Linked DNA regions of Homo sapiens: region 1 is linked to region 2. A link is a contact called in ENCODE Hi-C or POLR2A ChIA-PET data. All regions are on one chromosome and are shown on one strand. Each heading gives the region's core, a stretch centred on a gene start or an enhancer-like site at or near the end of the contact. The rest is flanking DNA. Distances are from core to core; before and after follow the strand shown.

Evidence for each region. Hi-C counts contacts between places; a loop is a spot of excess contacts on that map. ChIA-PET counts read pairs that join two places held with the same protein, here RNA polymerase II (POLR2A). Pooled maps may share reads with other maps.
Region 1: POLR2A ChIA-PET joins it to region 2 with 12 read pairs in activated naive CD4-positive, alpha-beta T cell. The contact joins two enhancer-like sites. A Hi-C loop is called at or near these places in 4 of 50 pooled maps. POLR2A ChIA-PET finds 5 or more read pairs at or near these places in 13 of 52 experiments (B cell, CD4-positive, alpha-beta T cell, Caco-2 and 9 more).

What each region holds. Positions count from the first base shown.
Region 1 is chr1:31,982,581-31,987,570 of GRCh38, reverse strand. No RefSeq gene overlaps it. Among named protein-coding and RNA genes, the nearest start is that of KHDRBS1, 29 kb to the left of the region's middle. RefSeq lists an enhancer at 2,149-2,218. Within about 2 kb of position 2,695, at least 9 of the 41 ENCODE cell types and tissues checked have a DNase peak (open chromatin) inside an H3K27ac peak, as active enhancers do.
Region 2 is chr1:31,901,050-31,905,842 of GRCh38, reverse strand. No RefSeq gene overlaps it. Among named protein-coding and RNA genes, the nearest start is that of PTP4A2, 35 kb to the left of the region's middle. Within about 2 kb of position 1,349, at least 5 of the 41 ENCODE cell types and tissues checked have a DNase peak (open chromatin) inside an H3K27ac peak, as active enhancers do.

The DNA.
Region 1 (4,990 bases), core at 1,446-3,945, 80 kb before region 2:
CTGCCTGGCAGTTGGGGGCCTGTGAGAATAGCTCTAGTTCTCACCCAGCAGCCTGAGTTGTGGCCTGGGCAAGACCTAGTGAAGGCACACGTTAGTCACAGCAGCCTGGGTGGGGAGGGGGCAGGCATGGGGAGTTCCCTGTGGAGTTCTGGGCAGAAGAGAAGAGCTCAGCTATCACTGTGTGACTGGTAGGGCAGAGTGAGGAGGGGCGTTAGGCCAAGTGCCTCTCTTCCCCTTGGTCGTTAGTCGAGAGCCTCAGGGAAAACGCCAGCCTTCCTGATCTGATCTAATTTCGAGCCCCCCTGCTGTGTGACAGAATGATTCTCTCTGCACATGGTCAGCCGCAGATTTTTCTCAAGGTGAAAGCAATTAGGGCTTCATTCCCTCCTCCCCCAGCTGCTAGAAATAAAAGGAAGATGGAAGAGAAGCTTCTGCCAAGGTCAGCCAGAATGCCCAGTCCTGTTCCTGTAATTGGCTCTGCCACCTGCTCACACCTCTCACAGGTTGTTGTGGTCTCAGGCATTTTGGTGTCCCCCAGGGCTGAGGCAGTGAAGACAGCAGGAGCTACTGCTTTTACATCTCTCTCCAGGACAAGAAAGAGGGCATCTTCACCCTGCCCTGGGTGGGGAATGTGCAGGAACTGTGTGAGCCAGGCCTGGGCGGCACACACAGATGGAGCTGAGCTGTTCTCTCCTTTCTCTGGAAGAATCAAAACCCAGGCAAGAGAAAAGTCATTGGAAGGTGGGAGAACTCATTCATTTGGTCAACTGCTAAACCAAGCACTTTGCTAGGCGTTCCTGGTCCCTGTAGTCTTGGAGCCAAGGGGAACAGAGTGGGTGCAGGAGGTGGAGGGATGGGGAAGTCAACGGGCAGGCAATTCCAAAGGTACCAAATGTCACAAAGGAGGACAGCAGGATACCACGGGAACCTGACCTACGATAGAAATTAGGTTCTTGGCTTTTTTTTTTTCCTTAATTTTTAAATGTATTGTCATAGAGATGAGGTTTCACTGTGTTGCCCAGGCTGGTCTTGAACTCCTGGGCTCAAGCAATCCTCTCTTCTTGGCTTCCCAAAGTACTGGGCTTACAGGTGTGAGTGACCAACCACATCCAGCCTTATTTTATTTTATTTTATTTTATTTTATTTTATTTTATTTTATTTTATTTTATTTTATTTTATTTTATTTTATTAGAGAAAGGGTCTTGCTTTGCTGTCCAGGCTGAAGTGCAGTAGCATGAACAGGGCTCACCGCAGCTTTGACCTCCTGGGCTATAAGTGATCCTCCTGCCTCATCCTCTAGAGTAGTTGGGACTACAGACATGCTCCACCATGCCTGGCTAATTTTTAAATTTTTCAGAGAGACAGGGGTCTCACCCTGTTGCCCAGGCTGGTCTTGGCCTCAAGCAATCCTCCTGCCTTGCCTCCCAAAGTGCTGGAATTTCAGGCGTGAGCCACTGCACCAAGCCTACCCCGTTTTTAAGAGTCTCGGGCTGGGTAAGGTGGCTCATGCCTGTAATCCCAGCACTTTGCAGTGTAGTGGCTAGTCTCTACAAAAAAAAGTTTTTAAAAAATGAGCTGGGCTTGGTGTGGTACACCTGTGTTTCCAGCTACTTGGGAGGCTGAGGCAGGAGGATCACTTACAGCCCAGGAGGTTGAGGCTGCAGTGAGTTGTGTTGGTGCCACTGCACTCCAGCCTGGGTAACAGAGCAAGATCCTGTCTCAAAAACAGATAAAAAAATAAACAAATAGAGATAAAATCTCATGGTAAAATATTTAAAAATAAAGGATAAAAATTGAAATCAGAAGCTCCAAATTACTCCCCACCATCTTCCCTGGTGGTAACAGCTGTTAACAGAGTGTTATGTACTTTTCCGGGGGACTTTCCAAATGTATTCAAGTGTAAGTACATATACAGGGCCGTCCTCTTTAAAAACGGGGTTGTTACTACGCTCCTATCCAGCTGGTGACTTCCCCTGCCTCCACTTCACAATATACCCAGGGCATTTTTTCCATGTTAGTACAGAGAGCTTCACCTCATTCTTTTTGGTGGCTGTGTGGTATAAGGAAGTGATTTTTGAAGGGTAAAACCTGAAGAATAAGTAAGATTAGTAAGGCAAAGGGATGGTTCTCTAAAGCACTGAGCCTGGGAAAACAAAAGCAACATAGATCTCTCTAACTATATCTCCTAATGTCTCCCTTCCTTCTGCGTTTAGACCCCCCGCTCCCTCTGCTGCCACATTTTTCTCTAATTTGCAAAGCAGTTCAGCTGTCTTTGTCTTGCCCTAGCTCTGGAGAGCTTCATTCTTCATGCCAAAGCAACTTATGAAGTATTTTCCCAAACAAAGAACCCTCTACCCAGAGAAAAATTGTGCCACTCCCCTAATAGACAAAAGTAGCTGCAGGCAGTTGTGGTTTAAAATAGCAATTAAGAAAAAAAAAATCTGTTACACCATAAAGCACCTGGCAGTTCATAAATGGTGGTTATTTGTTACTAATATTATTTTACATGTGTTGATGGATGGGTTGGCTGCTGCAAGTTCCTGTCCTTCATCCTGGGGTACCCACCTCTTGCTTGGCCACTTTTCAAGTGTAGGGATGGTTGTCTTACTTGTGTTTGTACCTCTAGCTCTCAGCACAAGGCCTGGCATAGAGCAGACACTCAGGAAGTGAGTGTCGAGTTGAACACTGAAGGGCTGGGTGTGCTGTTCCAAGCAGATACTGAGTCACAGACATTGTGGGCCTGCTGTGATCTGAGCCCCAGTATAGATGCTTTGGAACAGTAGAGAAAACAATCAAAAGAGAGGCTCTTGTCCTGGGGAACTTCATCAAGATGGGCCTCATGAAACTGTCACATCATATCACAAATTGTAAAGCATCCACAGTCCCTGGATCAGTACTAATTTTGGCTTTGGGAAGAGGGGATAAACTTTCCTTCACCCCCACCTTTAGGTATAAAATAGATACGGTAATGTGCACAAACCTTAAATGAGCAACTAGATGAATACTTTCTGTTTTTTTTTTTTTTTTTTTTGAGACGAAGTCTCGTTCTTGTCGCCCAGGCTGGAGTGCAATGGCGTGATCTCAGCTCACTGCAACCTCCACCTCCCAGGTTCAAGCAATTCTCCTGCCTCAACCTCCCAAGTAGCTGTGATTACAGGCACCTGCCACCAAGCCCAGCTATTTTTTGTATTTTTAGTAGAGAAGGGTTTTCACCATGTTGGCCAGGCTGATCTCAAACTCCTGACCTCAGGCGATCTGCTTGCCTTGGCCTCTTAAAGTGCTGGGATTATAGGCCTGACTCACCATGCCCGGCCTACTGTCTGATTTTTTAAATTAAAAATATTTTGTTTTTGTTTTTGTTTTTAGTGACAGGGTCTTGCTATGTTGCCCAGGCTGGAGTATAGTGGCTATTCACAGGTGCAATCATAGCTTACTGCAGCCTCAAACTCCTTGGGTCAAGCAATCCTCTTTCCTCAGGCTCCTGAGTAGCTGGGACTATAGGCACATACCACCACACCCAACTTGAAGTTTTATACATGTATATACCTGTATAACCATCAACCAGATCAAAATCCGGATTATTTCCAGGACCCTAGAAGGTTCTCTTGGCCGCCTTTCAGACATACCCCCTGTCACAATAGAAACGATTATTTCTGACCTCCATTACCATCAACTAACTATACCTGTTTTTGAGATTTTTCTAAATGGAATTGCATGGTGTACATTATTTTTGTTCTGGCTTCTTTCACTCAATATTATAGCTATAAAATTCATCCATGTTAGTACTTAGTACTTGTTTTTTTATGTATGTGGTATAGTATTCTATCAAATGAACATATAACAATGGAGGCATTTGGGTTGTTTCTAGCTTTTGGTTATTCTGAATAATGCTGTTACAAACATTCTTTTACATATGTCTTTTTGGTAGACTCAACCATTTATTTTTCTTGGCTATATATATTTGAGTGGAACTGCTAGGTCAGAGGGGATACGTATGTTTAGTTTTAGTAAATACCGCCAGTTTTCCAAAGTGGTTGTACCAGTTTACACTCCTTTCAGTGGTGTATGAGAATTCCAGTTGTTAATATTGTCAGTCGTTTTAATTTCAAATTTCAGCCATTCTGATAGGTACGTAGTGGTATCTCACTGTTTTAATGTATCTACCCACATAGTAATAAGTAATAATATTTTTTGTTTTGAGACAGGGTCTTTTTCTGTTGCCGAGGCTGGGGTGCAGTGGCATGATCATGGCTCATTGTAGCCTCAACCTCCCAGGCTCAAGCAATCCTCCTGCCTCAGCTCCCTGGGTAGCTGGGACTGCAAGTGCATGCCAACACATCTGGCTAATTTTTAAGTTTTTTGTAGAGATGAGGTCGGGCTATGTTGCCCAGGCTGGTCTTGAACTCCTGGCCTCAAGTGATCTGCCCGCCTCGGCTTCCCAAAGTGCTGGAATTACAGGCATGAGCCATCAAGCCCGGCCAGTAATAATGTTTTTACATGCTTGTTTCTTGTGCTATTTGGCCATCTGGATGTCTTTGTTGAAGAGTCTGTTCCCACTTGGTCCCCTCACCCAAGGATGTCTCTCCTACACTCAGTAACCATTTGATGACCTTAACTGATGGTCATTCAATGGTCATCCTTGTGCTGATCACACCCAGATCTCTGTCCAGAGATCCTGCTCCCAAATGCCATACCCACATATTCAGCTGGCTCTTTGATATCTCTAACAGAATGACCCATGTGCCCCTCAGGATCAATATCCAAACTAAAAGCTTCATCTCCTCTTCAGCCCCTAATCCATTTTCCTTCCTTTCTGCTCAGGCCACTCCAGGGCACCCAGACTGGCCCATCATCTTCATCCTCACGGACTCTGTGAATGTTTAGGCCCCAATCTCACACATTTCAAGAAATGTGGCCAGGCGTGGTGGCTCACACCTGTAATCTCAGCACTTTGGGAGGCCGAGGCAGGTGGATAACTGGAGGTTAAGAG
Region 2 (4,793 bases), core at 100-2,599:
AGCATCTTGTCAAAGGCTTGGTTTATACCATAGATTATTATTTTTTAGAGACAGAGTCGTGTAGTGCTTCCCAGGCTGGAGTGCAGTGGCTATTCACAGAGTCAATAATCGCATATACTATGGCCATTCTGAGTAGTCTCTCACTGCACCCAGCTTATTTATACCATAGGTTTTGGTGAAGCATTGCAACTTTGTACTTGAATTCGTATTAAAGAACAATGAGGAAGTAACAGCTCTGTATTAATATATCAGGATTTGGGAGTGTGGAATTTCCCTTTCACTATGGGTAAGCATCCATCCACCCAGGTAACAACATGCTCAGATACTAGGAAAAGATACGACACTCATTTCACTTTGGAGTACCTCAGTCTGGAGGGGGTGTCAGATATGTAGACATAAAACAGTTACAGTGGGTGGTTATAGTACTATTTATAGATCATTGATCCACAGCCTGGGCAACATGGCCAAACCCCAACTTGACAAAAAATACAAAAAGTAACTGGGTGTCGTGGCGCACTACCATCTGGACTACAGTCCCAGCTACTCGGGAGGCTGAAGTGAGAGGATTGCTTGAACATGGGAGGCTGAGGTTGCAGTGACCTGATACTGTGCCACTGCACTTCATCCTGGGTGACAGCGAGACGAGTCTCAGAATTCATTGATCCTGCCACTTCTCTTCACCTCTTTTCACTTCTTCATGTCCTTCATTACCTAGCTTAGGTTCTGTGATGCACTGTGACAATCAGCTTTTCAGCCTTGCCCCATCTCTTGTTGCATTGTACTTCCCTGGCTAAAATCCATTTTTGGTTAAGTTCAGTACTCCACTTTCTGTGCACTTAAGTACTTACACAACTGAACATGCTGATTCAGTCTCTCTAAGGTCATGACCTCCCCGGGCCAGGTGGTACGCGCCTATTAAGTCTCAGTTACTCAGGAGGCTGAGGCAAGAGAATCACTTGAGCCCAGGAGTTTTGAGGCTACATTGTGAAATGATTGTGCCCGTGAACAGCCACTGCACTCCATCCTGGGCAACATAGTGAGACCCTGTCTTGAAAACTAAAGCTATGACCTCACATGAGCCTCAAAACCTCTCAATCCTAGTACATTTCTCTATCCCATTTACACTTTCTCTTAAATTTTTAACACCTTTGCCATCCTCTCAGCTTATGACTTTTTAAAACTTAGAAATAAAATTTTCACAAGCTCCTCCCATCACATCTACTCACCCACCTGCATCTGTGCTACTGTCTTTTAGTTACTATAGGCAGACTGTCCTTGCCCAATTTTTTTTTTTTTTTTTTTGAGACTGAGTCTTGCTCTGTCACCCAGGCTGGAGTACAGTGGCGCAATCTCAGCTCACTGCAACTTCCGCCTCCCGGGAGCAAGCGATTCTCCTGCCTCAGCATCCTGAGTAGCAGGGATTACAGGCACATGCCACCAAGCCCAGCTAAATTTTGTATTTTTAGTAGAGACGGGGTTTCACCATATTGGTCAGGCTGGTCTCAAACTCCTGACCTCATGATCTGCCTACCTTGGCCTCCCAAAGTGCTGGGATTACAGGCATGAGCCACTGCCCGGCCTGTCCTTGCCCTATTTAAGGCAAGCTCTTCCACTTGTGTGCTAAATTCCATCCCTTAACCTGTTCAAAGGGCCCAGAGGTGTAGCCATTTTCCTTCTCTGTCCTGCTCATTAACTTTTCCCCCTACTAGATCATTCCCATGAGCTTATAAACATGCTAGTATTCCATATTTTAAAAAAATCCTTGTTTGACCCCGCATCTGCCCCTTCAGCTGTCATCCCGCTTCTTTGCTCTTCTCTAGTACAAGTTGAGAATTATCTATCTATGCTCTCTACTTCTCTCCTTTGAGCTTGCACCAATGAGGATTTTGACTCCACAGAACAGCCCGTGTTAAAGATCGCCAGAGGCTGGGTGCAGTGGCTCATGCCTGCACTTTGGGAGGCCAAGGCAGACAGATCACATGAGGCCAGGAGTTCAAGACCAGCCTCCCAACATGGTGAAACCCCGTCTCTACTGAAAATACAAAATTAGCTGGATGTGGTGGCACACGCCTGTAATCCCAGCTACTCTGGGTGGCTGAGGCACGAGAATCGCTTGAACCTGGGAGGCAGAGGTTGCAGTGAGCCAAAATTATGCTTCTGTGCTCCTACCTGGTCAACAGAGTAAGACTGTCTAAAAAAAAAAAAAAAAAAAAAAAAAAAAGGATCACCCCGATCGATGGTCAATTCTCATAACTTTTTTTTGAGGGTCTTGTTTTGTCACCCAGGCTGGAGTGTAGTGGCATGATCATAGCTCACCGTAACCTTGAACTCGGGCTCAAACGATCCTACCTCAGCCTCCTGAGTAGCTAGGACTACACGTGCATGTCACTGTGCCCAGCTAATTAAAATTTTTTGGTTGGGTGTGGTGGCTCACATCTGTAATCCCAGCACTTCGGGAGGCCGAGGCGGGCGGATCACCTGAGGCCAGGGGTTCGAGACCAGCCTGGCCAACATGGCGAAACCCCGTCTCTTCTAAAAATACAAAATTAGCCAGGCAGGGTGATGCATGCCTGTAGTCCCAGCTACTCGGGAGGCTGAGGCAGGAGAATCGTGCCATTGCACTCCAGCCTGGGTGACGAGCGAAACTCTGTCTCAAAAAAAAAAATTTTTTTTTTTTTTTTTTTTTGGAGAGACATAGTCTTCATAGCCTTTATTTATTTATTTATTTAGGACATGGAGTCTTGCTCTGTGGCCCAGGCTGGAGTGCAGTGGCGCGATCTCGGCTCACTGCAATCTCTACCTCCTGGGTTTAAGCAATTCTCCTGCCTCAGCCTCCCAAGTAGCTGGGACTACAGGCACGTGCCACCACGCCCAGCTAATTTTTGTATTTTTAGTAGAGATGGAGTTTCACCATGTTGGCCAGGCTGGTCTTGAACTCCTGACCTCAAGTGATCCCTCCACTTCGGCCTCCCAAAGTGCTGGGATTACAGGCGTGAGCTACCGTGCCTGGCCAAAACATAGTCTTTTTATGTTGCCCAGGCTGGTCTTGAGCTCCTGGTCTCAAATGATCCCCCTGCCTCCGCTTCCCAGAGCGCTGAGATGATGAGCATGAGCCACTGTGCCCACCTTCATAACTTCTTTGACATGTCAGCATATGGTACAGTTGACCACTTCCTCTTTGAAATGCTTCATTTGCATGTAGGAAAATAATGCCCTTCTCCCCTAACCCCCCCTCAAATGTCCAGGTTCTAAATCCCTGGAACCTGTGAATGTTATCCTACATGTCAAAGGGACTTTGTGGGTGTGATTAAGTTCGGAATTTTGAGATGGGAAGAATATCTTGGATTATCTTGGTAGGCCTGATCTAATAGCATGGATCCGAAAAGCAGAGAACCTTTCCTAGCTGAGGTCAGAGGGAGATGTGTCTAGGATAGAAGGATCAGAGATTTATTTGAAGGTGGAGGGAAGGGGCCAGGAGCCAAGGAGTGACGGCAGCCTCGAACCTGGAGAAGGCAAGGAAACAGATTCGCCCAACAGCCTCCAAGAAGGAACTTAGCCTGCTAACACCTTGATTTTGGTTGCATGTAGGATTTCTACAGAACTGTAGGGTAAATCTGTGTTGTTTTCAGCCACAATGTTTGAGATAATTTATTATAGCACCAATAGAAAACGAATACAGGTTTTTGCCTCTAGAACACTACACTCCTGAGTTTTCACCTAGTTTAGTTGCCACACCTCAGTTTCGGTTTCTGGTTCCTCATTAGCTTCTACACTTCTGTTCTATCTCCCTGGACTCTATTCTCTGGATTCTAGACCCATATCCAATACCTCCCTCTCATCTCTCACTGATGTGTCATAGTGGAAACTTAACTTTAATTCTTGCTCAAATGTTAGCTTGAGTGAAGCTTTCCATGGCCACCCTATTTGTCCCACTAAGCTTTAGTGTCCTCTGTAATACTTACCACCATCTCACAAGCTTCTTTTTTTTTTTTTTTTTTTTTTTTTTAAAGTTTCACTCTTGTTGCCCAGGCTGGAGTGTGATGGTGCCATCTTGGCTTACTGCAAACTCCGCCTCCTGGGTTCAAGCAATTCTCATGCCTCAGCCTCCCAAGTAGCTGGGATTACAGGCATGTGCCACCACGTCCAGCTAATTTTGTATTTTTAGTAGAGACAGGGTTTCTCCATGTTGATCAGGCCGGTCTCAAACTCCCAACCTCAGGTGATACGCCTGCCTCGGCCTCCCAAAGTGCTGGGATTGCAGACAGGTGTGAGCCACTGCACCCGGCCTCGACCTTTTAATTATTTGTTTCCCCCACCAAAATATAAGCTCAACAAAGGCATAGCTGTTTTTTGTTTTGTGTTTCGTTCACCGTATCTTCAGCACCTCAAATAGTGCTTGGCATGCAGCAGGTGCTCAGTGGATACTGAATGAATGGGTATGGATAGAGACATAGACGAATTATGGTACTGTGATACTAGGGGGTAACTAAAACTGCCCTGGAGCACATCAGGAGATGCTGCAGTGGGCATGTTTGAGCTGGATTTTGAAGGATGAGATAGAAAAGGTTGATACACAATGAGATAGCATGTTCCATCCATCAGAATGGCTATCATAAAAAAGATGGACCATAACAAGTCTTGGGAAGGGTATGAAGAAGTTGGAACCTTTATACATTGCTGGTAATAATATAAAGCGATGGTGCAGTCACTTTTGAAAAACAGTTTGGCAGTTTCTCAAAAAGTTAAACACTTGCCATATGACCCAGCAATTCCAATATGTACAATTTTCAATT